2 separate regions of the Homo sapiens genome follow, and region 2 is linked to region 1. Evidence: chromatin loops called from intact Hi-C (ENCODE). Cell type or tissue: heart left ventricle. All regions are shown on one strand. Each heading gives the region's core, and the rest is flanking DNA. Links, peaks and the distances in the headings are about the cores only. Region 1 has its middle 130 kb from the start of PLS3-AS1. Region 2 overlaps PLS3 (plastin 3).

Region 1 (16,732 bases), core at 4,205-12,204:
TTCAGTATATATATAGTATATATATTCAGTATATATATAGTATATATATATTCAGTATATATACTATATATATTCAGTGTATATATAGTATATATATATTCAGTATATATACTATATATATTCAGTATATATATAGTATATATATATATTCAGTATATATATAGTACATATATATTCAGTATATATGGTACATATATATTCAGTATATATATATAGTACATATATATAGTACATATATAGTACACACACATATATAGTACACATATATAGTACATATATATAGTACACACACACACATATATATATAGTACACACACACACACACACACACATATATATATATATATATATATATATATATATATTTTAGATTTTCCATTTTCTTTATTTTTTCCTTCCTGGAGGCAGCTACGATCACCTGAACGGGTACTTTTCTCAAGTGTATTGTTCATGTGATTGCTACCTAGTATGAATTTGTAAGTCACATGTTGCATTGCTATGCATATTTTTAAACATTATAAAATCAGTATTATGCTATGTACATTGTTCTCCAACTTTTCTTGATTAATTATGTTTTTGAGAATTATGTATGTTGAGCATACTCTACTGTATAACAATGCCACAATGTACTTGTCTATTCTCCTGTTGGCTGATGTGTTTCAGTATATATATTTTATCTTTTATTGATTGTGCTTTTGGTATTTGTGATATTGTTTTTATGTTTGATTTCCTAGGAGTCACCCCTGAGTCAGAGCAGCTTATTGTTCAGTGTTTGGTCAGAGTTTTGTGTTTAAACCCCTCATGCCAATGAAGCTTCTGTTCTGTGTTGACTCTGTGCATGGCTTGGAAAATGCTTTTATGTCTTGCCTATGTCTTGCTCTAAGGCTCACTCTTTTTTTTTTTTTTTTTTGAGACAGAGTTTCACTTTTGTTGCTCAGGCTGGAGTATAATGGCATGATCTCGGCTCACTGCAACCTCCACCTCCCGGGTCCTGGTTCAAGCAGTTCTCCTGCCTCAGCCTCCCGAGTAGCTGGGATTACAGGCATGTGCCACCATGCCCAGCTAATTTTTGTATTTTTAGTAGAAACGGGGTTTCACCATGTTGGCCAGGCTGGTCTCGAACTCCTGACCTTGTGATCCACCCACCTCGGCCTCCCAAAGTGCTGGGATTACAGGCGTGAGCCACCACACCCGGCTAAGGTTCACTCTTGATTGGCTACAGCCATCCCTGTTGTACACAGAGTTCCCCAAACCTCTGGACTGTGATCCAGAGGGTTCTTTCTGGCTGTCTCTTTTCTTGGTTTTCTCTAAGTATTCTCCAAGACCTCTACTGGTCACAGATTTCACCACTCTCTATTCTAAATAAAGTTAGTTAGTTATACAGGCTCATGCCTGTAACCCTAGCACTTCGGGGACTGAGGCAGGAAGATCGCTTGAGCAGTAAGCTGTGAGCCGTGATCATGCCACTGCACTCCAGCCTGGATGACAGAGGGAGACCCTGTCTCTAAATAAATAAACAAACAAACAAACAAACAAATAAAGTTAGTCCCTTCAGGCCAAACAGCAGAGCTCTTAGAAATTACAGCCCATCTTCCCCCTAGAAAATCCACTGTGTCACTCTTGTTGACTAGGGACACAGAGCCACTCTTTACAAAATGACATCCTGTTCTATTCTTAGAACAGGACACTGGAAGGCTATAGTAACCCCTACTCTTCATGGTTTGCCCATTCTGCCACAGAACTAGGATGGTTGTTGATAGTGTCCCATTATTCTGGGTTGTCACCACCTCTCATGCTCCCTCTTCTCTTTCTCCTGGCCTCCAGGCTAGGAGTAAGCCCAGAAGTATTTGTAGTAGGGTTTTGGGATGACAATCTATTGTATGTGTTGTGTCCCTGATGGGCTATCTCTGTTGCCTGAAGAGGCAGGGAGGCACGGGCTTCAGAAAGCTAGAGAAGAAACTTCTCATCCTTTGCCACTTGCCCAGGGAGAACCTATTTTTCTCTTTAAGGGAGCTAACTGCTGGCAAGTGCACAAAGGATGATTGAGACTAACAACAGGCTGGGCACGGTGGCGCATGCCTGTAACCCCAGCACTTTGGGAGGCCGAGGTGGGTGGATCACCTGAGGTCAGGAGTTCGAGACCAGCCTGGCCAACATGGTGAAACCTCATCATCTCTACTAAAAATACAAAAAATAGCTGGCGTGGTGGTGCACACCTGTAATCCTAGCTACTCGGGAGGCTGAGGCAGGAGAATCACTCGAACCTGGGAGCGGAGTGTGCAGTGAGCCAAGATCATGCCATTGCACTCCAGCCTGGGCAATAAGAGCAAAACTCTGTCTCAAAAAAAAAAAAGAAGAAGAAGAAGAAGAAGAAAAAAAAAAATCGAGACCTAACAACAAAACAGAAGAGTCATTCACAACCCTATTGAGAGGTAAAAAAGAATTTAAATAAGTACATGTTCAAATGATAATGTTGCCTGTTGTATCATTCATATGCCTTAATTGCTCCCTCCCCAGGTGAGAGGCAGGTTCCCAAGACCAGACACTGCCTGCGCCCTATCACCTCTCACTCTTTGTCATGGAACTGCTAGAGGGCCAGCACCTTAAGGGCTGCTGCTTGGTGGCGCCGATGCTGCCTAGGTGGGCGGCAATGTGTCGGGGCCAAAGGAGTGACAGCAGCTGGCAGGCTTCCCCTACCTGACTAGTGCCCTGATTTGTATGTTCTTTGTTTTGAGAAAACAAACACACTCCTCTTGCAAAATAATATTCACCTAAGGAGACATGTACAGGGTAAAGAAGAAAATGAAAATAGCCAGTGATGAGAGATGAGGAGTATTAAATGGGGCTGTGTATCCTCCCAGCACCTTGTTCCCTAAGGACAGAGAGATACAAATATAGTTTTAAAACAATAGTCTAGTGAGCTCTATAGGTCCGTGGGTAACTTGCTGGCCATTTAGTTAGTAAACAATAACAATGAAAAGATTTTTGTGGACCTACCTTTTTGATTTCTATTGACAGATGTAATCCCTTCTTATTTTTTCAGGAAAAACGTCTTCACAAATACAAAAGTGTTTCAAGGAAAAATTGAAGTCACTCCTGCCCACATCCACTGCCCAGTGTAACCGCCCTTAAAGATTGCTGTGTATTTGTGTACTAATTTTTCTGTGTTTATAAAATCATTCATATATTTATTAATAACATGTTTAGAAGAAATCTCTGCATTAACCTCAGGGCACACAGCTGTCTTTGATCGCCCCCAACTCCTCAGAATGTCCTGCCTCCATTTCACTCTCCCACAGCTGACTTTCTCCCATGCTTAGGCCCCCCAAGAGCACCTGCTGAAAAACTACTTCCAACCTTAAGCTCAGGCCCTGACTCACAGCCCTTTATTCTAACAGAGCCCCTAGGTGTTTGGGCAGAGGTAGGTGGGTATTACGAGGGAAGCGGGAGGAGGACAGTGAGGCCCCTTAAGTTCTTTGTCCTGGCCAGGCGGCTGCCCTCCTGCATTACAGGTCTCCACAGGATAGGTCCCAATTCCCAACTACTTTCAATTGGTGGGGTGTGGATTGGCAGGATGGGTTAATGCTCTGCCACAACTTTCTCACTTTATAATGGGAGCTGTATGGTAAATTCACCTGATAGTAATAACTTAAGCATATCCTGAGAATGATCCTGTATGGCAGACGCACCTGAATCCTGAATGTGTGTTTGAAGTTCTGAGCTAAGAAATCTGGGGGTGGCCAACACAGAGATTCATTTCTTATTTATGAAGAAGCTGTGAACCCCCAGCCGTCCCGTCCCATGGAATGTGGGCTATACAGGGGTTCAAGGCCCTGTATTTTGGGTTAAATGAAGACTGCCAGGTGGAGGTTGTTAGGGGGAGGCTGTGAAGTGAAAATACTATATAAGGCCGGGCGCGGTGGCTCACACCTGTAATCCCAGCACTTTGGGAGGCCGAGGTGGGCGGATCATGGGGTCAAGAGATCGAGACCATCCTGGCCAACATGGTGAAACCCCGTCTCTACTAAAAATACAAAAAAGTTAGCTGGGCATGTTAGCACGTGCGTGTAGTCCCAGCTACTCGGGAGGCTGAGGCAGGAGAATCGCTTGAACCCAGGAGGTGGAGGTTGCAGTGAGCCGAGACCGCGCCACTGCACTCCAGCCTGGCGACTGATCGAGACTCCATCTCAAAATAAAACCCTCTATAAATTGTGTGACTTTATTTTGCAAGTGGTTGTGGTTCTGTTGTCCAGCCCACTGTCGTTGGGTCTTGTTCCCCAATTGTAAGCCCTCAATAAAACCTCATGTCTCATTCACTGGCTCTGGGTCTCTTCTTCAGCCTACTGAACCCAGTATTCATCCCCATTGGAGTGTACAGGGGTTCAGCACAACATGAGCATATGACAAAGACCTGGGCTATGAATTTTAACTACCCCTGTCTGGATTCCTCCTTGTTTTTTCTCCTTCACTTTAGGGAGGAATGGCCATTTCCCCACCTAAAGAACCAAGTCATCACCTTTTTTTTGTCCTATTTGCTGGGTGGGCAGATTCAGTAACTACTTGTGCCAGGAAACCAAAGTCCATAGAGGCCGCGTGGCTTTGCCAAGGGGAACAACCAGCGTGGTGCAGGATAGTTTCACACAGGTGAGGCTCTCATGCTGCAAATCCTTTGCTCTCTCTGTGTTATATAAATGGATTTTTAAATTTCACCTTAGGGGGTTGTCTTAATCCGTTTTCTGCTGCTAAAACAGGAGTGACCAACCCGGAGTTTCGTTCTTTGTCTATGAGGAACATCTGAGCCACCATCCTGTCCCGTGGAACACGAGCCATATAGGGGTTTGAAGCCCTGAGTTTTGGTCTAGATGAAGGCTACCAGGTGGAGGACGTTAAGGGGAGAGTGTTACGTGAAAATGCTATAGAAACTTCTGAAACAAAGAGAAAAATGTGTGACCCCAATTCACTCTGCTAAAAGGAAAAAATTAAGCTGAAATCTGAGTGTTGCAAGCAGCTGCCTTTTCTTTTGTTCCTAAGCAGATAGCTACAGATAAAAGGTTAAATATCTCCACAGGTAGCTAATCAGTGTTCACCTTTTCTTATGTAAAGTGCCGATTTACTGAGCCTGAGACGAATACATGATTGACTATTCCCTTACCAGCTCCTTTTCTCTTGCAACATGTGCCTTCAGTAATGTGACCATGCCCGCCCCCTTTCCCCTCCATCCTGCTTCCCCCACGCATCTCCCCCCACTTTTTTTAAGATAGAGTCTCGCCCTGTCACCCACGCTGGAGTGCAGTCCCAGGTTAAAGCAATTCTCCTGCCTTAGCCTCCTGAGTAGCTGGGACTACAGGTGTGTGCCACCACGCCCAGCTAAGTTTTATATTTTTAGTAGAGATGGGGTTTCACCATGTTGGCCAGGCTGGTCTTGAACTCCTGACCTCAAATGATCCACCCGCCTCAGCCTCCCAAAGTGCTGGGATTACAGGTGTGACCACCATGCCAGGCCTGCTTTTCCCCCTTTAAATAATGAAGACATTAAAATTCTCTTCGGAGAAAGGCACAGACCACAGATTGTTTCTGTGATTCCATTGTTCTTTCTCCCAGGACATTGTCCTTAGCCTTGGCAAAATAAACTTCTGAATTGATTGAGACCTGTCTCAGATACTTCGTTTTACAAACTGCATGGTCTTTGCAAGCAGTTGCAATTCTCCTGTCCAGCTCACTGCCATTGGACTCTCTCCCTTTTATGTAAGCCCCTAATAAAATCCCAAGTCTCATTTGCTGGCTCTGGGTCACTTCTTTGGCCTCTTGAACCTGGTGGCTTCCCTACTGAGGTTTATAGGGGTTTGGCACCGCATCCATTCTTGAAAGCAGAGCCTAATTACCTCTTAAAGGTCTCACCTCTTTTTTTTTTTTTTAAGATGGAGTCTCACTCTCACCCAGGCTGGAGTGCAGTGGCGCAATCTGGGCTCACTGAAACCTCTGCCTTCTGGGCTCAAGCGATTCTCCTGCCTCAGCCACCCAAGTAGCTGGGATTACAGGCATATACTACCACGCCTGGCTAATTTTTGTATTTTTAGTAGAGACAGGGTTTCACCATGTTGGCCAGGCTGGTCTCGAACTCCTGACCTCAAATGATCCACCTGCCTTGGCCTCCCAAAGTACTGGGATTACAGGCATGAGTCACCACACCCAGCAGGTCTCACCTCTTAATACCATCACAATGGCAATTAAATTTCAACATGGGCCAAGTGCAGTGGCTCACGCCTGTAATTCCAGCACTTTGGGAGGCCAAGGCAGGTGGATCACTAAAGGCCAGGAGTTTGAGTCCAGCCTGGGCAACATGGCAAAAACCCATCTGTACTAAAAATACAAAACTTAGCTGGGCGTGGTGGTGCATGCCTGTAATCTCAGCTACTAGGGAGGCTGAGGCAGGAGAGTCATTTGAACCCAAGAGGTGGAGGTTGCAGTGAGCCACGATCAGGCCACTCCACTCAGCCTGGGTGACAGAGCAAGACTCTGTCTCAAAAAAAAAAAAAGAAAAAAAGAAAAAAATTGGCCGGCCACGGTGGCTCACGCCTGTAATCCCAGCACTTTGGGAGGCCGAGGCAGGTGAATCACCTGAGGTCAGGAGTTCGAGACCAGCCTGGCCAACATTGTGAAACCCGCATCTCTACTAAAAATACAAAATATTAGCTGGGTGTGGTGATGGGCACCTGTAATCCCAGCTACTCGGAAGGTTGAGGCAGGAGAATCGCTTGAACTTGGGAGGCGGAGGTTAAAGTAAGCCAAGGACTTGCCATTGCACTCCAACCTAAGCAACAAGAACAAGACTCTGCCTCAAAAAAAAAAAAATTCAACATGAGCTTTGGAAGGGACACTGAAGCCATAGGACATAGAAGCCAACTTCCTGCAAACCTCAGTATTTAATGCTTCTAGATTCCCTGCCCTAGCTCAACCTCCAACTCCCCTTCTCTGTGCCTGTCCAGTTTCTTTTTTTCTTTTCTTTTCTCTTCGTTTCTTTCTTTTTTTTTTTTTTTTTTTGAGATGGAGTCTTGCTCTGTCACCCAGTCTGGAGTGCAGTGGCGTGATCTCGGCTCACTGCAACCTCTGCCTCCCAGGTTCAAGCAATTCTCATGCCTCAGCCTCCCGAGTAGCTGGGATTACAGGTGCCACCACCACACCTGGCTAATTTTTGTATTTTTAGTAGGGACAAGGTTTCACCACGTTGGCCAGGCTGGTCTCGAACTCCTGACCTCAAGTGATCCACCCACCTCAGCCTCCCAAAGTGCTAGGATTACAGGTGTGAGCCACCACACCCGGCCACCTGTCCAGTTTCAAGGTCAGTAAAGGCAAGCTCAGTATACTCCAATTCTTTTCTCAGCTAGAGGCCAGGACCATCCTGACCTGGTTTATAATTTGCTCCTGTTCTCTCCAATTTAGCTCCTGTTCAGAGCCCTGAGGATTAGTTTCCCTCATGGCCCCAGCTCCTGGCCTGCTGACACATTTTGATCTTCCTAGCCCTAAGCTCAGTCATCAAGCTCACCTCTCTGGGCCCTGCATCCCCTGGAACTCCACAATTATCTCTGGCCCTCTGGAACACAAACCCTAACCACTCCAAATTCAGCTGCACCTTTGCAGGGTGTAGTGGAAACCCAGGCTGGCAAGGACTGTTCCTAAAATCCACATTCTCACCTGTTGTGCTCCCAGAATCCTGCTGCCTAAATATATCCCCTCCTGGTTTCAGAACAGAGACTCACAAACATATATAGATAGGGTCAAAGTGACCTCAGCTTCAAGGTCAAATCAGTCCTTCCCAAATGAAGACTTTGTTTTCCCACAAAAGACAGACTGTTTCCCAAAAGTTTAAAGGATTCCTTGCATCTTGAAATAGCTGAGGCTTTGTTCGTATTTCATGGAAGCCCAAGGAGTGCGGTGTACCTGCTGCGCTCCTTGAACACTGGGTTCAATTTTAAATAAGCTAGTAGCACTTTGCAATTTGGCCACTAGATGGCAGGACCTCTTCACCATGAGTATAACATGACGCTGACTCAGAAAACCCCCAAGTAGTTAACACCAGCCAGCCAAACAAAGCAAAAACAACAGCCAGCCAGACAAAGCAAAAGGAATGTACCAAGTTTGGTGAAAGATCCTCTTCATGTATGAATCTTTTCAAATTTGTTCTTATTTTGATAATGATGTTAGCAAATACAATTATGATTATCTAACTTGTTTCCATAGTGATATCTGTCCTTATTATACCTTCTCTCCACACTTAAGTCTTCTAAGGAAAACCACTCTAATCAGGAAAGAAATCTGAGACTTTTTATGGAAATACAGGGAAAATACAGAGACTCCATTTTTACAGGAAAATGTTTTTCAAAGGAAGTCTCTAGGAATCCTCAGCAAGCTTCCCGAACACAGGTCATTTCAAACAGAAGAAGTAATCCAAACTTCATTTAGGGCAATTACTCACAGTTAAACCTTTACAATAATTAATTTCATGCTAAGTACTTTGAACTCCTTCCAGGAGTGAAGTGGGTATACTGCAAAATTATTTTCCTCTTTTGAGAAGACAAAGTCAGAAAAGACAAAGTAGAGAGGAGGAGACTAGTTTTGGGCATGTAAGTAGGGGTGAAAATTCCAGTGTATTTTCTCATTGCTCTCCACGCGAACAATCTGGAGATGAAGTCAGTTGTTTCCAGAGTCAAATACCAGGAACATCTCGGCAGTGAAACAAGCGGGATTTGTTGTTCACTGAAGGAACCATGGAGCACCTCCAGAAAAGGGTGTTAGAAAGGATTTATTTTAAGATTTGAGTTTGTATTAGGTGGTTTTAGAGAGGATATAAGGAATTAGTGCTATGCTCTGAATTGGATGCTATGAGGGAGTGAGGGTAATTCTATTATTGGGAATCCTAGTAAGTTTATCTAGGATGAGGCAAGAATACAGAGTGAGGCTAACGCTGTAATTTGTTTAAAAAAACAAAAGCAGCTGGGCATGGTGGCTCACTCTTGTAATCCCAGCACTTTGGGAGGCCAAGGCTGGAGGATTGCTTGAGGCCAGGAGTTCGAGACCAGCCTGAGCAACATAGCAAGATCCTGTCTCTACAAAAACTAAAAATAAAGCTGGGCGTGGTGGCTCACACCTGTAATCCCAACACTTTGGGAGGCCGAGGCAGGCAGATCACCTGAGGTCAGGAGTTCGACACCAGTCTGGCCAACATGGTGAAACCCCGTCTCTATTAAAAATACAAAAACTAGCTGGGCATGGTGGCACACACCTGTAATCCCAGCTACTCGGGAGGCTGAGGCAGGAGACTCGCTTGAACCTGGGAGGCGGAGGTTGCAGTGAGCTGAGATCAAACCATTGCACTCCAGCCTGGGCAACAGAGCAAGACTCCATCTCAAAAAAATACATAAATAAAAATAAAAATAAAATAGTCAGATGTGCTGGCGCACACCTTCAGTCCCAGCTACTCCAGAGGCTGAGGCAGAAGGATTTCTTGAGCCTGGGAAATTGAGAATTGAGGCTGCAGTGAGCTATTATCATGCCATTGTACTCCAGCCTGGGGAGCAGAGTGAGACTGTCTCTGAAAGAAAAAAAAAAGCAGTAGTCACTCATATTGGCCAGTCTAGGGGAATATTGGTCATTCCTGTAGCTGAGACAATGTTTATGTTTAATTTAGTTTTTGTTAAAACATTACAGTTTGGTCTTGTTTTTGCCTTGATTGATCATTGTCACAGAGTGGCCTTGTCTGATGTTGCTGTTCTGTGAGATTTCTCGTGTTCAACAGCAGATCACCATGGCCCAGGTGTGAATGCAGGGACAGCAACACTAAGGCTGATGCCTTGCTCTGTTTTCCTTTTGGCCAAGGGCAGATGCAGTTAGCCTGCAGAAACTTCATCCTTGATATCCAGATTTTCACCATAGCCAAGACTTTGCTTTAGAAACTATTTGCAGAGAATGTAATCTAAATTTGGAGTATTGATAGTTTCTCCTGCTCCTTTTGTTGCGGGGTAAATTGTTGAATCCTCTGATTTGTTAATGGTCACAGAATATCATTTAAAACCGATAGGGGATTAGGGGTGACAGCTCAGGCCTGTAGTCCTAGCACTTTGGGAGGCCAAGGCAGGAGGATTGCTTGAGTACAGGAGTTTGAGACCACCCTGGGCAGCACAGTGAGACCCCTCCTGTCTCTAAAAAATAAAAAAAATTACCCAGGCATGGTGGTATGCACCGATAGTCCCAGCTTTTCAGGAAGCTGAGGTGGAAGGATCGCTTGATCCTGGGTGGCTGAGGCTGCAATGAGCTATGATCGCACTATTGTATTCTGGCCTGGGCAACAGAGTGAGACCCAGTCTCAAAAATAAAAATAGGGCCGGGCGCAGTGGCTCACACCTGTAATCCCAGTACTTTGGGAGGCCCAGGCGGGTGGATCACTTGAGGTCAGGAGTTCGAGACCAGTCTGGTTAACATGGTGAAACCCTGTCTCTACTAAAAATACAAAAATTAGTAGGGTGTGGTGGTGCATGCCTGTAATCCCAGCTACTCTGGAGGCTGAGGCATGAGAATCACTTGAACCTGAGAGATGGAGGTTGCAGTGAGCCGAGATCGGGCCGCTGCACTCCAGCCTGGGGACAGAGCAACACTCCGTCTCAAAAAAAGCCAAACCAAAACAAACAAAAAAACTGATGGAGTTCAAGACATAACACCTCTCCCCCAAATAAGAGTGTAGACTACCAGATTATGCCACCCCATATTATGCCTGTTGGGCATAATAATTATTTTGAGAAACAAGAGACAAAGGAGAAACTCTGAAAGCAAGAGTAGAAGTTACCCCCGCCCCCGACACCTTTTTTAGCCGAAAACCTTAGAATACAGAAGTTACCCTTTGGTAGGAGAAATTTACATACATATAAAAAATACATACATATAAAAAATCTCCATTTGTAAGGGTTTCTCCCACTGTGCACCAGAATAAGAATGGTGACTCTAAATTACTGGAGACTCTTATCAATGGAGAAGGCAGGGAGTTAAATCTGCATTTTTGTTTTTTGCTTACTCATGAGTCTATTTGTTTTGTAGTATATAGATGCAGCCAGTAGTGTTTAGTATAGCATAAATTCCCCCTTGGCTGCTTAGGAGGTAATCAACGACTATGTGATTTCCCATAACAATCTGGGCTAATGAGTTTAAACTAGTTTGTCTTTCAGAGTGAAGCGTTTGTTATGACTTTTGTTAGGGTATGAGGCAAGTTTTGGACCATGTTTGCCAGTGGTATTCTTTAATGAGGGAATTGCAACTTACATAGTATCCACGAAAAGGGAGTCAGTTATGTCTTTTGGGAGTTTGTTTGTTTAATTGTAAATAAGCTTTTGTGTTCTGTGTCTTGGAGGTTTCTGGGTAGAATTTTTCCAGGGAAACATGATCCACTAGGGGGATGATACTTTTAAAGATCTGAAAGTGTCTCACAATTATACTAAATACACAAGATAAATTAGGATGTAGCAGACCACTGTAAGCCCAATATCCGTATAAAGTGTAGTACCCTAATTAGGAGCTAGACTGTTGTATAAATATTATGTATGACAATAGGAGTAAGCCAGTTTCGTGTCCTTTGAGGCAGACAGATTTTTGAGTTGGGTTAAACAGCTCAGCAAAGCAGAATGACATGTTTCTGGAGAATAAACTGACTATGGTGGTCAGGAGGGCCTAACTAATATTGTCTACTTCTGATTGGCTAGGTCTCGCTGATAGTATTATAATAACCTTAGCAGAGGCATTCTAATAATCTGAGGTCAGAGTCCATTTTATACAAGGCTGCAGGATTAACGATATGAGGGAAGGTTAAATGACAGAAGGGCCTATAAAATGGAATCTGCCTTTCTTTTTTTTTTTTTTTTTTTTTGAGACAGAGTTTTGCTCTTGTTGCCCAGGCTGGAGTGCAATGGCACAATCTCGGCTCACCACAACGTCCGCTTCCCGGGTTCAAGCGATTCTCCTGCCTCAGCCTCCCGAGCAGTTGGGATTATAAGCATGTGGCACCACGCCTGGCTAATTTTGTGTATTTTTAGTAGAGACAGCATTTCACCGTGTTAGCCAGGCTGGTCTCGATCTCCTGACCTCATGATCCACCCGCCTCGGCCTACCAAAGTGTTGGGATTACAGCCATGAGCCACCATGCCCAGCAGTGCCTTCTTAAGTGTTTAAAGGAATTGCTAGTAGATTATTAGCAGCAGGATCTGGTGGAAGATGTTAGATCCAGCAATCGGTTTAATTCAAAGCAGTATCTAGGGCCTGTGAAAAACATGAGGTGATAGAAGACAACCATAGGGATTCAAAATAATAGGATGAAGATAAGTGTGGGTTATATTAGTGTTCTAGAGGGTGTCCTAGTGTAGTAATAGGTAATCATAGTAGAAGAACAAAGGACAGAAAAGAACGTTGAAGAATTAGAAAATTAATCCTGTTCCGCTGTCTTAGGTGGAACTTCTGAAGTCAGCAGCTAGTTTTGTCTGGCGCAAAAGCTGTCCACTTCTGTAGTCAGTGTCAGGATTCCTAAGAATCCTCAGTTTAAGGTCTTCAGATAAAATGGATGTCCATTAGTGTAGGAAGAGGTGATGTATATCTTTTAAGTTAAATATTTTGTATACTCTTAAAAATCTAAGTATCGATGGCCGGGTGTGGTGGCTCATGCCTGTAATCCCAGCTACTGGGGAGGCTGAGGCAGGAGAATCGCTTGAACCCAGGAGGCAGAGGTTGCGGTGAGTGGAGATCGCGCCATGGCACTCCAGCCTGGGCAACAAGAGTGAAACTCTGTCAAAAAGAAAAAACAAAACACACACACACACACACACAAAACACTAAGTATCAACACCTTGGAGTTTTACTGATACATCAACTTGTTAACAGTACTGAAAAGACTTTTTTTTTTTTTTTTTTGACGGAGTTTCGCCCTTTCACCCAGGCTGGAGTGCAGTGGCACAATCTCGGCTCACTGCAACCTCCGTCCCCCAGGTTCAAGTGATTCTCCTGCCTCAGCCACCCAAGTCGCTGGGATTACAGGCACGCCTAGCTAATTTTTATATTTTTAGTAGAGACACGGTTTCACCACATTGGCCAGGCTGGTCTCGAACTTCTGACCTCAGGTGATCCACCTGCCTTGGCCTCTGAAAGTGCTAGGATTACAGGCGTGAGCCACCGTGCCCAGCACAAGAAGACATTTTTTTTTTAACCAAGGTTCAGGGAAGTTGTATTTCTGTTGCCTATTTCAGAAGACCAGATCTCCAGGTTGCGGATCATGCAGAGGATGTTTAGGTACATACTTTGAAAATGCACTTTGTCGGTCATAATGCTGGAGGTATTATATGAGTCTCTTGGAATATTCAGCCATATTAGACTGTAAATCAGTAGTATCTGGGATTGGAAGTGAAATTCCCAAATGCATGAAGCAGGCTTTTATTAACTTAGAAGTTGATAACCTGTGGATCTTTGAGAGCTTTGATCTCATTGTCATCAGGGCTAATGACAGTTCTCTGGGCCTGGGAAGTCCAAGGATTTTTGAAAGCTTTGATAATTATAATTTGAGAATTCTATTAATTGTCTTTATTTTTTTTATGAATTTGAGCATGGCAAGGATAGAGGAGTTTTTGAGTAAAATGTAATATGTTAAGGGAGTAAAATGTAATATGTTAAGGGATTTAAAAATAATGATACCAACAAGATGTGTGTCCCTGTTACTAGGGAGATACCTCGAGATTTCCCACATCAGGAGCATAAAAGCAAGCAATTAAAAAAATCACTATATTCAGTTCTATAGCAAGATGAGGACTCAACCAACCATAAGAATAGACCATGATAACCAGAACACACTCACAACCCATTTGGAGAGGTTTAAAATGGGCCTCAAGGCTGTACTTCCTGCCCATTTCCTACCCTAATAGTCTTGCAAGATTGCACAACTGCAGGTAGGACACTTCCTTGAAAATATCTTGGACAATATCTCTCAAAATTGCCCCACCATTGTTGGTTCAGTATTGTGGCCAATCTATCTCTGCTACTGAGAGAGAAATTATGAAGCATTTTGGCTGAAATGTTTTTATTATGATTACCTTCTTGGATAATGGCAAAACATCTCCAAGTTTTCAAATTCACCATTTCAGACATGAGGGTTCTTGGAGAGGTCAGAAAATCTCTGTTTCTAAACCGTTGTGATGTTATGAACTATCTTAAAATCACAAGTTTACTATAAATATAAAAATCTTCTTTTACATTTTGTCAGTTGATAAGTCTGGGCCAAGGCAATCAATTTAGCCATCTGTTTTGCAAATTATTAGTTGTTGTTTTTCAGAGACAAGGTCTAGCTTTGTCACCCAGACTGGAGTGAAGTGGCAAAATCATGGCTCACTGCAGCCTCAAACTCCTAGGCTCATGTGATCCTCTCGCCTTAGCCTCCCAAGTAGCTGGGACCACAGATGCTTGCCACCACATCTGGCTTGTAATTCTTTTATGAGATGATCCCTCAGGTATGGTCACTGGAGGAGATGTCAGAGAGGCTCAGAAATAAAACAGTTTATTTACTCACAGGTTGTACAGACAGGAGGCCAGGTACATCATGCAGGGCCACATGGGAAAGACATCAGGGTGGTCTGAAGGCAGAAGACACGAGCAAGGGGAGGATTTAGGCCATGACCTTTACTGGGACTTCCATACAATAGGCAATGCAGGGCAGGGTGAACAGTTTATGACTGGCTAGTTTGAATAACTGCCTTGGGCTTTGGGCTACATAAGGATGGTTTCTAGTTGCTTGGTACCTGGCCCTAGTGTCAGAAGTGTCCTGGCCGGGCGCGGTGGCTCACGCCTGTAATCCCAGCACTTTGGGAGGCCGAGGCGGGTGGATCATGAGGTCAGGAGATCGAGACCATCCTGGCTAACAAGGTGAAACCCCGTCTCTACTAAAAATACAAAAAAAAAAAATTAGCCGGGCGCGGTGGCGGGCGCCTGTAGTCCCAGCTACTCGGGAGGCTGAGGCAGGAGAATGGCGTGAACCCGGGAAGCGGAGCTTGCAGTGAGCCGAGATTGCGCCACTGCAGTCCGCAGTCCCGCCTGGGCGACAGAGCGAGACTCCGTCTCAAAAAAAAAAAAAAAAAAAAAAAAAAAGAAGTGTCCTAACCCGAGTGACTGCATCTTGAATAAAGGCCAAATAAAGCCAAAACTGCTGGGTTACATTCCCAGGGGGTTGGGAACTCTTGGTCACAAGATGTTTATGGTTGAGGGGACAAGTTAAGGAGGCTAATTACATAAGATCCACAACTTAAGGAAATGTCCTGATGTCCCAATATCTTAAGAACAAAATGCACTCTTAGTTTAAGAATACATTTCACTTTTTAAAAATTTTTATTTATTCATCTATGTTTTTGACGGCGTCTTGCTATGTTGCCCAAGCTGAAGTGAAATGGCGTGATCTCGGCTCACTGCAACTTATGCCTCCCAGGTTCAAGCAGTTCTCCTGCCTCAGCTTTCCAATTAGCTGGGATTGCTGGCACCTACCACCATGCCCAGCTAATTTTTGCATTTTTAGTAGAGACGGAGTTTTACCATGTCAGCCAGGCTGGTCTCGAACTCCTGACCTCAAGTGATCCACCTGCCTCGGCCTCCCAAAGTGCTGGGATTACTGGAGTGAGCTACCACGCCAGGCCAATGTCACGTTAAAGATAATAGTATACCCATAAATTCTTGCTGAAATCAATAGTTATAAAAGAGAATAACAATGCTACTATCCTGTCACAAGCTGATCACAAGCCTTTGTAATAAAGCACGTAAGACCGTTATTCTTAGCTCTATTATCCTATCTAAGCAAGCATTGTATTTGAGGTGATTTTGTTCCTCCTTGCTTTCTGAGGACACCCTACTCTGCAATAAAGTAGTCTCTAATCAGAGTATAGTGAACTATCTTAACTTCACTATACTCTGCGACTTGCCCTGAATTTTTTCTTGCATGAGATCCAAGAACCCGCTCTTTGGGATCTGGAACAAGACCCTTTTTCCGGTAACAGTAGATGATTAGGAAGAGGAACGTGGGCCGGGCACGGTGGCTCACTCCTGTAATCCCAGCACTTTGGGAGGCGGAGGCGGGCAGATCACCTGAGGTCGGGAGTTCGAGACCAGCCTGACTAACATCGAGAAACTCCGTCTCTACTAAAAATACAAAATTAGCCAGGCGTGGTGGCGCATGCCTGTAATCCCAGCTACTCGGGAGGCTGAGGCAGGAGAATTGCTTGAACCTGGGAGGTAGAGGTTGCGATGAGCCGAGATCACGCCATTGCACTCCAGACTGGGCAACAAGAGCAAAAACTCTATCTCAAAAAAAAAAAAAAAAAAAGAAGAGGAATGTGGCCTCCTGGGGTATCTGGGCCAAACAGAGGAGGTACGGCTCTGGATTGGTTAGTTTGCATATTAAAGATGCTCCTGGCTGGGCCTTTGTTATTTTTAAATCTTGGCTAGCCCCAGGAGGGGCAGTCTCCCCCTAGTCAGAAAGGTTTTTAAAAATATCAAAACATCATAATACGCAGAAAATGTAAAATGTTTATAATACAAAATGTGAACTGATTTAGTTTCTATGAGAAGCTTATATTTTAAGGACAAACTTAAGTCTGTGATGGGTTATCTTGTTTAGCAATTTTTAGTTTTACTTTTTATGTTTGAACCATTAATGAATACAATTAAATCAGGG
Region 2 (14,127 bases), core at 1,338-9,337, 56 kb after region 1:
TAGTTTCCTGTTACTGGGCTTTGAAGGTCCAGACAGGCTATGAAGGAGTGTTTCTCATAGTCTATGTGCATACTAACCCCTGAGGAAGTTACTCAATATGTGAATTACTGAATCCAATTCCTGAGCTACCAAATATAAATGTCTGGGAGCTGCCCAGAAAGGTGCCTTTTAAACCAGTTACCCAGGTGAGTTTGAAACTTGGTGCCATAAATGATTCTAAGAATGGGGAAAATCAGGTAATTGAAAGCTATTTCAGAGCAATTCATAAAATGCCAACTCCGATTCTATCATTTGGGGGCATAGCATTTACCTCTTAAGGAATAGTGTACTACAATTGCGAAAGTGCTTTCACTTCCAATTACTTGCTAAAGCTACACAAACAATTTATAATAAACCTATGCTCTTGAGAAGAACAAGTAAAGAGCAGACCCAGCAAAATCTGTATTTACTACCCTGAAAAGGGCTTTACAGGTGAAAATTTGAACTTGAATACAGATAAACTGGAAGTTAGTTTTCACATTACCAAACAATTATTTCCTTTTTAAAAATATTGATGGCCGGGGGCGGTGACTCATGCCTGTAATCCCAGCACTTTGGGAGGCCGAGGTAGGCAGATCACGAGGTCAGGAGATCGAGACCATCCTGGCTAACACGGTGAAACCCCATGTCTACTAAAAATACAAAAAAAATTAGCCAGGCATGGTGGCGGGTGCCTGTAGTCCTAGCTACTCAGGAGGCTGAGGCAGGAGAATGGCGTGAACCTGGGAGGTGGAGCTTGCAGTGAGCCGAGATGGCGCCACTGCACTCCAGCCTGGGCGACAGAGCAAGACTCCATCTCAAAAAAAAAAATAAACAAAAAATAATTTAAAAAATAAAAAATAAAAAAATTCAAAGCAGGCTTCATTTACAAAAATAAGATTTTCTCTTTACATTTAAAATATATCCCACTACATAAAATCCATTTATGGTTGGCTTGCTGATTTTCAGGAACGCATCTAGTGCATGAAGCAAAATATACCTGGCTGGCCAGGTACCATGGCTCATGCCTGTAATCCCAGCATTTTAGGAGGCCGAGGTGGGAGGATCACTTGAGCCCAGGAGCTTGAGTCCAGCCTGGGCAACACAGTGAGACCCCATCTCTACAAATAATAAAAAAATCAGGCCGGGCACAGTGGCTCATGCCTGTAATCCCAGCACTTTGGGAAGCCGAGGTGGGCAGATCATGAGGTCAGGAGTTTGAGACCAGTCTGACCAAGATGGTGAAACCCTGTCTCTCCTAAAAATACAAAAATTAACCAGGCGTGGTGGTGGATGCCTGTAATTCCAGCTACTCAGGAGGCTGAGGCAGAAGAATCTCTTGAACCTGGGAGGCGGAGGTTGCAGTGAGCCGAGATAGTGCCACTGCACTCCAGCCTGAGTGACAGAGGGAGACTCCATCTCAGAAAAAGAAAAAAAAATCAATCGGGCTTGGTGGTGTGCACCTGTAGTCCCAGCTACTTGGGAGGCTGAAGTGGGAAGATTGCTTGAGCTTGGGAGGTAAAGGCTGCAGTGAGCCATGTTAGCAGCACTGCACTCCAGCCTGGGTGACGAAGTGAGACCCTGTCACAACAACAACAGCAACAACAACAAACCTGGCCAAACATATTGTGTAATTAAAAGAGAGGGCAGGGTCAGTTGGTCTTATAATTTTGGGGCTACTCTTAATTTTCATGGATGAAATCAGTAGTACAGGCAACTCACTGCTTCCTCTCATCACTGAACAAAATCATATCATCACATAGTATTGTTTTCACAGCCTTGCTGGTCAGTGACATCTGATGAAGATCCTTAAGTTTATTCCCTGTGTACCAACATCTGGATGTCACACAGAATTGAGGCAGTTAAGGAGAACTCCACACAATGTTTGCTATGGTAATGTTGGCCCTCTGCATGAGAAGCCAAAGGCAACATGTAATAAATGTCTTCCTCCATTGTTAGTTTTCCCCCACTGCTCATGATAAACAGTGAGTGAAAAAAAAATTCAATTCAATGCAAGAAATATGAGGGACTTGTATATGCCACATACTATGTTTTAAGTTGGCTTTAGTAGGAGGGCCCTGGAGCAGGGGCTGAGGTAGGATACACAGACATAAATAAGAGCTCATTGCTATCCTCGAGGAACTCACAACTAAAGGTAGGATAAAATGACAGGAGAGAAGCCAAATAAAAAAGGTGAAGAGGAAATCATGAGGCCCTTCCTATCTCTTCTAGGTGTGTTTACTAACAGGTACACTGAGGCTTGGGAAAGGCAGTTAAGAATAGAATAGTCATGTCCTATTCTTTAATACTCCATGTTTACCAATAGGCAGGATATAACAAATTAGCATTATAATATGATAAATTAGCATAATATTTTTACCTTTTCCCACAAAATAAAACATAGGTGCTAATGTACCTTATCTGGCTCTATTACTCTTCTAAAATCTACCTTCAGGGCCAAGAGACAACAAGGCTTGGTGATACAGTGTTAGGATTTTCTCTCTGTTAAGCTGGGATGAAATCTTCCAGCTATTATATCCCCCCAAAATGTTGTGATTCTTTCAACAGTTACCTTGATGTCAGCACTAAAGTTGTTAATTTTTTGCCAGCCCGAGTTTTCCAAATGAAAGTTTGCCCATCTAAGCAGAAGCTCTTCTGGAGACAATTTCATAAGTTCCTCCAAAGTCTCACCATCTCGGAGTAAAGCAGCCAAGGCTAGAAGAAAAAAAAAAAAATCCCACAGTTATTATATGACACAATAATGGTCATGCCAAGTTCATTCAGTCTTTTGACACTGTTAAGTAATAGAGGTGCAAAAACTACTATGACATAGTTCCTAGTTTCAAGATACTCATAATCTACTAAAAAAGATAAATATATAACAGATATAATAACATAATACTACAATTTATTCTTTTCTCTGTTATTCTTCACATTTCAAATACCAAATGAGGTTATGGCCTTTAAGCTTAATGCAAGCTTCACATTATGTCATATGTTTGTATAAGTTGTTCTTATTTAACACTTCTAAAGTCAAGGATTTGGGTCTGGGTGCAGTGGCTCACGCCTGTAATCCCAGCACTTTGGGAGGCCGAGGCGGGCGGATCACGAGGTCAGGAGATCAAGACCATCCTGGCTAACACGCTGAAACCCCATCTCTACTAAAAATTCAAAAAATTAGCCGGGCGTGGTGGCGGGCGCCTGTAGTCCCAGCTACTTGGGAGGCTGAGGCAGGAGAATGGCGTGAACCCGGGAGGTGGAGCTTGCAGTGAGCTAAGATCGCACCACTGCACTCCAGCCTGGGCAACAGAGCGAGACTCCGTCTCAAAAAAAAAAAAAAAAAAAGTCAGGGATTTGGGGGAAAGATGTTTACAATTTGGGAATCTTTTACTTAACCTTTTGATTAAAGTAGTCTAGAAACACGGTGGTATTTGTATTTAAGTAAAATTAATCAATTAACTCTTGAAGGCTCAATCCTATTTTAACAGAAATATAATTCATCCTTATATTTTCTTTTTCTTTTCTTTCTTTTGAGAGAGTCTCGCACTATTGACCAGGCTGGAGTGCAGTGGCGTGATCTCGGCTCACTGCAACCTCTGCCTCCATGATCTCGGCTCGCTGCAACCTCTGCCTCCCAGGTTCAAGCGATTCTCCTGCCTCAGCCTCCTGACTAGCTGGGACTACAGGCACATGCCACCACGCCCAGGTAACTTTTCTATTGTTTGTAGAGACGGGGTTCCGCCATGTTAGCCAGGGTGGTCTCCAACTCCTGGCCTCAAGTGATCCACCTGTCTCGGCCTCCCAAAGTGCTGGGATTACAGGCATGGTCCAACACACCCGGTTGCAATCTTACATTTTCTCTCTTTTTTTTTCTTTCTTTCTTTTTTTTTTTTTTTTTTTGAGACAGAGTCTCACTCTTTCGCCCAGGCTGGAGTGCAATGGCACAATCTCAGCTCACTGCAACCTCCGCCTTCCGGGTTCAAGCAATTCTCCTGCCTCAGCCTCCGGAGAAGCTGGGACTACAGGCACGTGCCACCTCGCCTGGCTAATTTTTTGTATTTTTAGTAGAAACGGGGTTTCACCATGTTAGCCAGGCTGATTGTGCCACTGCGCTCCAGCCTGGGTGACAGAGTGAGACCCTGTCTCCAAAAAAGAAGATGGTGCAAAATGGTGGAGCTGAGGGTGGCAACGGGGTAGAAGTTGTGTAGGCAGAACAGAAAAAAATAGATAATCAAGTTTGAGGACTTCAGGAAAGCTCCTTAATCTCTCTGTGCTTTTGTGTCATTATTGCAAAATGAATTGTAAAGTGCCAGACAAATGTGAATTACTAGTAAAGAAGAGAGTCATGTAATTAGGCTATTTTCCTGAATAACTCTATAGCATTACCTTATGTTCATTCTAGTTACCACCATTTAATCACCTCCATTAAGTGAGAGCACGAAAGTCTGCATGACTAGAAAAAAATAACCAATAAACAACTGCCAGAATGACTGTGTTCCATTACCTTCATTCCTGCTTAATTCAATGTCAGCGAACAAACCGATCTTAATGATCTGCCAAAGCAGTCCCAAAACCAGATGAGGTTTCCCAGCCCTCAAATCTTCTGCACCAATGTTCACAACATGACACCCAATGGCAGAAGCAGAGTTCAGTGCCAAGTTCAAGTTTTCCTGCAAGACAGCCAAATTACACACTTGCTTCTTGACCTTTCCATTTTTTAGCAGTCTACTTTCTCCCTTCACTGAAAATAACATTCAATGAGGAAATTAATACCCTGTATTAATTTCATCCATATATGTGTCACAAAAAACAAATTCCAGAGTTTTGTGTTAGAAAGCCTAGCTAAGACAAATTTCAGCCTTATTGCTATTGCCTTTTGCAGAATCTCATGAGAAGTTAACTTTGTATTTTTATTTGGTACCTTTTGAAGTATGCTGGCACTAAATGAAAAGGCTGAGTACCACAGTAAATATATCCATGTGAGTAAAGTGTTATAATTCCAAAAATGCCTAAATGGGTGAGAGACCAACAGTACTGCATATGCCCAAAAGAGTTTTAGAAGTTATCAATGTCCACATCCCAAGAGGTGCTCTTCTCTGAGGGAATTTTGCTAATAATCTAATATTCACTTGATAGAAAAAAAAATGCTCCATTTCTTAAGCACGCCAGTTAATTAAGAGCTTATATACTTCTGCTTATCTCTGTAGTGCTTGAACACATTATGAAATGAAAAGAACATGGGGCTTTGAAATTAGAATGGGATTTGAACCTCAGTTCCAACATTAATCTCAGGCAAGCTCAGAAACCTTTCTGAGTCCCAGTTCTGTCTGTATAATCTGGATAACAATCCCACACTCAACAGTTTTTACAAGGATTGATTGGGAGCCTACAGAGTGCAGAGGCTGAAGTCTGCAGAACAGGTCCTCAAACAGTAATTTCATGTTAAAGGGAGGGGAGAACAATGCATACCTGAATGATGAAGGGTGTAAGTTTCTTCTTGTTGATTGCTCTTTCATCAATGGTATCAGGAACTGAAAGGTTAATCATTTTACTGAAACAAAAATTTAAAAAAAGGCTGATGTAAAAAAAAAGAGCTGATTTCCTTTTATAAAGTGGCTGTAAATATTTACAAATATTTTAAAGCTTACTATAACATCTCTTTCATGTACTCTAAAAAATGCAGCTAGATGACTTTTATCATGTTGATCATAATAAACTACACATATGGAAAATAAAAACTAAAAATAAAAAAGGCCAAGGCCTGATGTGGTGGCTGATGTCTATAATCCCAGCACTTTGGGAGGCTGAGGCAGGAGGACTGCTTGAGGCCAGGAGTTCCAGACCAGCCTGGGCAATATAGTGAGACCCTGTCTCTACAAAAACGATAAAAAAATTAGCCGGGCATGGTGGCATGTGCCTGTAGTACAGGTTACCCAGGAGGCTGAGGAAAGAGGACAGCTTGAGCCCAGGAGTTCAAAGTTAGAGTGAGCTACGATCACACCATTCCACTCCAGCCTGGGCAACAGAGCAAGACCCCGTCTCAAAAGAAAAATAAATAAATAAATAAATAAATAAAACCCTGGCCAGGCATGGTGGCTCACGCCTGTAATCCCACACTTTGGGAGGCCAAGGCAGGTGGATCATCTGAGGTCAGGAGTTGGAAAACAGCCTGGCCAACATGGGAAAACCCCGTCTCTACTAAAAATACAAAAATTAGCACAGCGTGGTGGCACACACCTGTAGTCCCAGCTAGTCGGGAGACTGCGGCAGGAGAATTGCCTGAACCTGGGAGGCGGAGGTTGAAGTGAGCGGAGATCATGCCACTGCACTTCATCCTGGACAACACAGCAAGATGCCGTTAAAAAAAAAAAAACCCAAAAAGACCAAAATATGTGCATAGTAGTTGGGTATCTCTGAGCAGAGGATTGTAGCATGCTTTCTCTTTCAATTTTTTTTAATTTTTTCTCATTCTTTTATGAAAGAAAATAACTTGGATATTGAAAACAAAACTTGGGCCAGGTACAGTGTGGCTCACGCCTGTAACCCTAGCAATTTGGGAGGCCAAGGCAGGCAGATTGCTTGAGCTCAAGAGTTCAAGTCTAGCCTAAGCAAGATGGTGAAACCCCATCTCTGCAAAAAGTTAAAAAAAAAATTAGCTAGGCATAGTGGCGCATGCTTGTAGTCCTAGCTACTTTGGAGACTGAAGTGGGAGGACTGATTGAGCCCAAGAGGTCATGGCGGTAGTGAGCCATGATTGAATCACTGCACAGCAAGACCCTGTCTCAAAGAAAAAAAAAAAAGTGGGGGGTGGAACTTTATTGAATATATTTTAAAGACAGATAAAATCCTGCATTGGAAATGAGTCTTTTCCACAAAACAGTAAAATTAGTTGAGCATGAGATTCTTTCATTCACCAAATGTTTACCGAGTGCCTCAACAATGAGCCAGACACTATATTTGGTGCTGGCAGTATAGTGGCGAGAGAAAGATTAGGTAGGCTATAGTCTGTGACTCATTAGGAAAAATCTCATTTGGTAAAATCTAGATTTAGACTTTAACATTTTATTTTTTATTTTGTTATTTTTTAGAGACAGGGTCTAACTCTCGCCTGGGCTGCAGTACAGAGGCCCAAATCGTAGCTCGAATCACTGCAGCCTCGAACTCCTGGGCTCAAGGGATCCTCCAACCTCAGCCTCCAAGTACCTGGGATTACAGGTGCGAGCCACTATGCCTGGCTCTAACATATTAGATGTTCATAATACTGCCCTAATAAATTTTTTTCTACAGAAAGAAAGCCATGCTTCTTTCCATGCAAAATTCAAATCTTAGTTAGTTCAATATGATTATCTCTTATTATTTTTACAATTTATAGATTTTTTGAGTTCTGCAGGGTGAGTCCCCAGAGAGGGAAACTTGCAGTCTTCTCTCTATATTAAAATGCAAGGGAGGCCGGGCACGGTGGCTCATGCCTGTAATCCCAGCGCTTTGGTAGGCTGAGGCAGGAGGATCACTTGAGGTCAGGAGTTCGAGACCAGCCTAGCCAACATGGTGAAACCCTGTCTCTACTAAAAATACAAAAATTAGCTGGGTGCGGTGGTGAGCACCTGTAGTCCCAGCTACTCGGGAGGCTGAGGCATAAGAATTGCTTGAAACTGGGAGGTGGAGGATGCAGTGAGCAGAGGTCACGCCACTACACTCCAGCCTGGGCGACAGAGCAAGGCTCCATCTCAAAAACAAAAACAAAACACACACATGGGAAATTATTTCTTCACTGCTTGTAAACAGAACACAAAGGAAATGTATATATATATATTCTTATTTCTTAGACAGACAGGGTCACCCAGGCTGGAGTTCAGTGGTGCAAATCCTGGCTCACTGCCGCCTTGTACTCCTGGGCTCAAGTGATCCTCCTGCCTCAGCCTCTCAAGTAGCTGGGACTAAAGGGGTGCAACCCCATGTTGGGTTAATTTTTAATTTTTTTGTAGAGACAGGGTCTCGTTTTGTTGCCCAGACTGGACCTAACTCCTGGTCTTCAGCGATCTTGCTGCCTCTGCCTCCCAAAGGGCTGGGCGTGAGCCACCATGACCAGCCTATCTTACATTTTTAATATCAGCTTTTCAAACAACCAAAATGACCCTACTGCAAAAAGAAGAATTGTGTATACTATAATATATACTGTCAGCCGGGCGCGGTGGCTCACATCTGTAACCCCAGCACTTTGGGAGGCCGAGGCGGGCAGATCACCTGAGGTCTGGAGTTCGAGACCAGCCTGACCAACATGGAGAAACCCCATCTCTACTAAAAGTAAAGAAATAATAATAAAAAAATTTAGCCGGGTGTGGTGGTGCATGCCTGTAGTCCCAGCTACTCAGGAGGCTGAGGCAGGAGAATGGCTTGAACCCAGAGGCGGAGGTTGCGGTGAGCCAAAATTGCGCCATTGCACTCCAGCCTGGGCAACAAGAGCGAAACTCCATCTCACACACACAACATATATATATATATATAATGTTATATTATATATAACATATATGTATAATATATACTTTATATACGTATATATACATATATTATATAACATATATGTATAATATATATTTTATATATATTATACATATATATTTTGTATATATACATATATACATGTATAATATACATATATTATACATATATATACATATATACATGTATAATATACATATATTATACATATATATACATATATACATGTATTATATATATTATACATATATATTTTGTATATATACATATATATTTTGTATATATGTGTATAAAATATATATGTGTAAATATATATACACACATATATTTTATATATGTATATATATACATATATATGTATATATTTTATATATATATAGTTATCTGAAATATGTCAGTTGCACTACCCTAAGCACTTTGTATGTAGTAATTTACTTAATGCTCACAAAAGCCCTGTGAGATAAGTATAATAATGTGGAGATCATAACAGATGGAAACTGAAATGCAAAGGGGTTGAGTATTATGATCACAGTTGTACCGCTTCAGAGTGGCAGGACTGAATAGAAAGAAGTCAGGCAGACTGATTATGGAGCATGCTATTAACCACTGTGTGACACTGCCTCTATAAATTGGAACATCGACTGGCAGTGTTGATAATGTTGTGTTATGTCTGCCAAGATGCTGTTGGCTGTGGGGCAGCAGCAGTGACAAAAGCATTTTTTAGAAATAGGTCATTGGAGAGTGAGAACTGAAGAGTAGCCTCTTTTTTTCTTTTGGAAGCTGTGGTACTTTAGAATAAAGAGACACTGACATACTTAAGTTCAACAAAGTTGTAATGTTCTGCTGGCCTGGTGTTGAGAAGAAAATGGAGGCTGAGAGCTTCCCTATAAAGAGGTTGTCGATTTATGGCTGAATTTTAGATTCATGGACAGACCTAGAGATTAAATGAAAAAGGCAGAACCTGGATAATTTTCCATTCTAGTTATTTCTTGAGGTGAACCTGTCAAGCATGCAGAAACAAATATATCAATTATATGGAAGGCTATTTTTGGATATCTGGATATAAAACAAGCTAACATCTTACCAAAGCACAATTCCATCACCAACAGCTTTGAACAGGTCATCGGTGTTAGGGTTCATTGGTATAACATGTCTACAATCAGGATCATTTTCCAAAGCTTTGTTTATCCAGTTAACAAAAGCATATTTTTCTTCCTCTAAAATTATGTTAAATAACAAGACATTAGTTCATACTCTAACTTATTAAATATTTGACTCCAAAGCCTAAAATAGTTGTGCAGTAGTGCTGAAAGTTAATGTGTCAGAAACATGTGGTTATTCTGTGTGGAAACCCAGACACTTGGATGCAACACAGTGGTTATTAGGAATTACAAAATTAAGAAAAAGAATAGAACACGTTAACCAGTCCTCAGAAAAGTTACAAAATTCCTTAAAAATTATATTTATATTACTGTATAATGCACTGTAATAAAGCCTGTCATTACATGGATTGTATCCTGTCTCTTGCAAGCTAACAAAGCCATACAATAAACACTTATAATGCCTTTATGACAAGTATTAGTCTCAAGCCTAAATACATGTCACAAAGGACTTCTACTGTATTCTTAATTAGAAGGTAATGTTTTTCTAGAGCCCGTCCTTGACATTACAGCAACCATCCCACTTAGCACATTGTGTTAACCTATTGCATATAAAATGATTACCTGAGTAAGAATGCTGTGTTCCTTCGCTGGACAACTCTGAAGTTCCACCCAGAGCACAAATACCTTCTTTCCTGTTGATTGCTTTGCGGAAGGTCTTGGCAATATCACTACTTTTTACCTCTTGAAAAATCTATTAATTAAAGTAATTTTGTTGATTCACAATTAATTTCAAACTATGCACAATAAGCATATTTATATTCTTTTATATCTTGATCACTTACATTTTTTCCATAGCTGATGTTAAAAGATACAAAAAACTGGGCTTGAGTTTTTGAAATGCTAAACAAGTACTACAATACCCCTTCTGAAAATGAAGCACCAGAATGTCAATTGCACACACTTGTCAAAAACATTAAGCGCTACATGCATTGAACTCACTTTAAGCCAAAAACTAATGTGGTTCAAAGGCACAGGTAAATCTGTTAATTTTCTACAAACAAGGAAGGCTTTATTCTTTTCCTGGAGAGAAAACATTGAAGAATCCCCCTACTTTAATAAAAATTCTTAATGCAAAGAAAGATAAAATTTTATGATTTAACCAAAAAACTATTTTACAGTATAATGGGGTAGCTCATTAAGAATTCATTAAATCAAAAGTTACAGAATAATGCAGTTAAAAAATGTGTTAAGCTGGTAGTAATAGATGACTATCAAGAATAAACACCAAAAAGAGGCTTTTCAGTGATTGTCTTATTGGGGCATTTATGAAGTCCAGCTTCTCTTCACAGTAAGGAACATTCTAATTGTACAAAAGCAAGTTATAACACAGTAAGTTTCACATCCTAGTACTGTGTAGCTATCTGATTGGACATTCTATCTGTCTATATTTTTCTGAGGTATTGGAATGTACCTAATTCCAAATGTGTTCCTGATCCACCAATGTGCGTGGCTAAATTAGTCAAAGCCAGTAAAACAGGAGCAAGATGTAGAAACCGTATACAACTTTCTTTAAATGGCGTTTAGAATTCCATTTAAGTGGATTCATTGAAAGAAAACTTAAGACTTAATGGAAAAGTTGCTGAACAAATGCAATTCAAAGACCTTTAACATTCGTGACAGATATGTATTCACACACACATCTCAGGAAGATGCAGCCTATGTCTGCGGTTCATAGAACAGGGTTACAATATACATAACAGTTCAGGTTGTATGTGTCAGAGCAGGCACGAGCAGAAGCAGAAATCCAGCCCAAGCTATACTAACCAAGCCTTGTGTCTCGCACAGGACTGTGTCAGACCGAAAGGAGTGCCTTGTTGTATTTTGTCTTTCCAGGAGGGTACCTTTTTGTAATTAATCCATCTAGAGAAAGTGACTTTTAGTAACTGGTAGAAAAGTTGCTGTATGTGTTGTCAGTGGCCCTATTACTTAGTCATTTTTTCCTGTTACCTTTCTTAAATTAAATCCTAACTTTCTTTGGACTTACAAATAAAATTTTGTTTGAGAGAATAGTTAGTAAGCACTTAAATTTTACAAAATCAAGCTTACTCAGTATTTCCATACCTGTGATTCTGTGCTAGCTTTACCAGTAATTTTGGAGGTGGAATTTTAGAATAAATGTCTGTGTGTGTCTATGTTTGTATATGTATGCAGACACACACATACACACTACTCTAAATACTAAACACAACCAATGAAATCACCCTTCCTGCTCTATGGCCATTATACTGACTTTCACTAAGTATCAACAGTATGGAGCTTACGCACACACTTCAGGCAGTTTTCAAATGATTAAAATATTTTTATTTACAATCTGATTTTTTAGTCCAACTGTGCCTTAACTGTGATGCATTTTGATCCTATAGCTCTCCTTTTGATAACAACGCAGCTGCTCTGTGAAAAGACAATAGTCACTAGTCTACTTCTTTCTGAACTCTACTTCATTGTCTAATAAGTTAAAATCTGAAAGGTGTGCATTTCTTCATGCCTAACATACCACAAGTCCCTGCAATGACAAAAGTGTTACAGCTTCAGAATGAGATATGTAAAGTTATTTTTCTTATTACGAGTGCTTCTGCTTCAAGAATCATTTACTTCTAAAACTTAGGTTGTTTCAATGATCATGATTTCAGCTAAAAAATAAATCCAAATTTGTTTATGTCACAGAAAAAAGGATTAATTCATATTTAAAAAAGAGAACGTCTGGGAATTCGAACTAATAACTAGAACTAGAAAAGTAGGCTGGGCACGGTGGCTCACATCTGTAATCCCAGCACTTTGGGAGGCCAAAGTGGGTGGATCACTTGAGGTCAGGAGGAGTTCAAGACCAGCCTGGCCAACTTGATGAAACCCAGTCTCTACTAAAAATACAAAAATTAGGTGGGCGTGGTGGTGCATGCCTGTAACCCCAGCTACTTGGGAGGCTGAGGCATGAGAATCACTTGAACCCGGGAGATGGAGGTTGCAGTGAGCCAAGATGGGCCACTGCACTTCAGCCTGGGCAACAGAGCAAGATCCTGTCTCAGAAAAAAAAAAAGGAAAATAAATTAAACATATATATACATATATATAGAATGTCTCTGCTATATATCCTAATGCAATTATTTACATAGCTTTAGTAAAACTCCTTCTTATGCTTGGCAATGAAATGCAAAGTTGTAATTAAGTTTGTTAATTTTCAAAGGTCTTGCAAAAGTTACATGACCTTCATTTTCTAAATTGTTTCAAATAAATTATTCCAGCTAAGCTTAAACTTTTAGTTTCATAGTATTTTCCTCTATTCCCTTGGTTTTAAAAAAGTAAAAATGGGCCAGGTATGGTGGCTCACACCTGTAATCCCAGCACTTTGGGAGGCCAAGGTGGGCGGATGGTTTGAGGTCGGGAGTTCGAGACCAGCCTGACCAACATGGAGAAACTCTGTCTCTACTAAAAACACAAAATTAGCCGGTCGTGGTGGCGCATGCCTGTAATCCCAGCTACTCTGGAGACTGAGGCAGGAGAATCCCTTGAACCCAGGAGGCAGAGGTTGCAGTGAGCCGAGATCACGCCACTGCACTCTAGCCTAGGCAACAAGAGTGAAACTCCGTCTCAAAAAAAAAAAAAAAGTAAAAATGATAAGAAAGAACTGAAGATTTGTGTCTATGATATTGATTCACTACACAAGAATTTGCATTTTACTTTCTACTTTAGTAAAGAAATCGCTTAAGTGGATGATAAAACTATTTGAGTACAAGCTTTGGCTTGACAAGAAATCTCTGAAATCAGAGATAGCACAAGGCTGACTACTGTGCTGGAGTCTTCTCAATGAATCTTTTCAAAGCTGCCCGTTGTGATACTAATGAGCTCACTGTTTTGTGCTGTTTTCTCTCCACAAGGAAAGACTTGCTTTATCATCTGTGAGCTAACTCCTGCTGTACTTTTTTCAGGAAGCCATAACCACTCTTGATCTATACATCTTTTTCAGTCTCCGTTATGGAATATATATGTTTTTTATTCCTTTTATTAAGTTTCGCCTTCTTTCTCTCAAAGACTCTCAGCAACCGGCTAACTTCTTTTGACCCCAGAGTTAGCTCAACACAGGACGAGTGGCCAAACCAAAACAATCCAGAGGCATATGACTTAAGAAAGAAAGATTTCAGAAAGAATTGCAAAAAAAGAATTGACTGGCTTCCAGTGTTTGGGGCTTATTTCCAAAATGTTTCCAAAGAGGCAGGATTGAATTTTTCCATTATTTTGGAATGTCTTGTAGGCCTAAACTTAGTAATATTTGAAAAACATAACTTCTTTTTTTTTTTTTTAAAGAAAGAACTACCCCAGCAACTAACACCTATATAGTATTTACTATATGTCCAAGACTGTTCTGGGCAGCTTACTTCTCTGCTGAAAGTGCCATACTAGTTTAACAATCAAAGAAAAAAAGTCCCATTATCTTGTAAGCATAAAAATCCAG

Evidence for each region. Peaks named below come from ENCODE experiments on the same cell type or tissue, not always from the same donor. Only the 100,000 strongest peaks of a DNase experiment are listed, where the experiment ranks them.
Region 2: a loop joins it to region 1, with 4 times the contacts of the local background. A loop is called at or near these places in 4 of 110 quality-filtered maps.

Annotation. Positions count from the first base shown.
Region 1 is chrX:115,682,082-115,698,813 of GRCh38, reverse strand. No RefSeq gene overlaps it. Among named protein-coding and RNA genes, the nearest start is that of PLS3-AS1, 130 kb to the right of the region's middle. RefSeq lists enhancers at 4,758-5,349, 8,391-9,145, 10,657-11,412, 12,512-13,500. In heart left ventricle, for the core only: a CTCF peak has its summit at 8,004 (motif pointing right); no DNase peak of the experiment used is centred there; H3K4me3 peaks cover 288 bases; H3K27ac peaks cover 1,034 bases.
Region 2 is chrX:115,625,442-115,639,568 of GRCh38, reverse strand. PLS3 (plastin 3) reads right to left here. Exons shown (of 16, transcript NM_005032.7): 4 at 10,242-10,371; 5 at 9,602-9,734; 6 at 5,488-5,569; 7 at 4,523-4,688; 8 at 2,591-2,733. Among named protein-coding and RNA genes, the nearest start is that of PLS3-AS1, 70 kb to the right of the region's middle. In heart left ventricle, for the core only: no CTCF peak of the experiment used is centred there; no DNase peak of the experiment used is centred there; H3K27ac peaks cover 95 bases.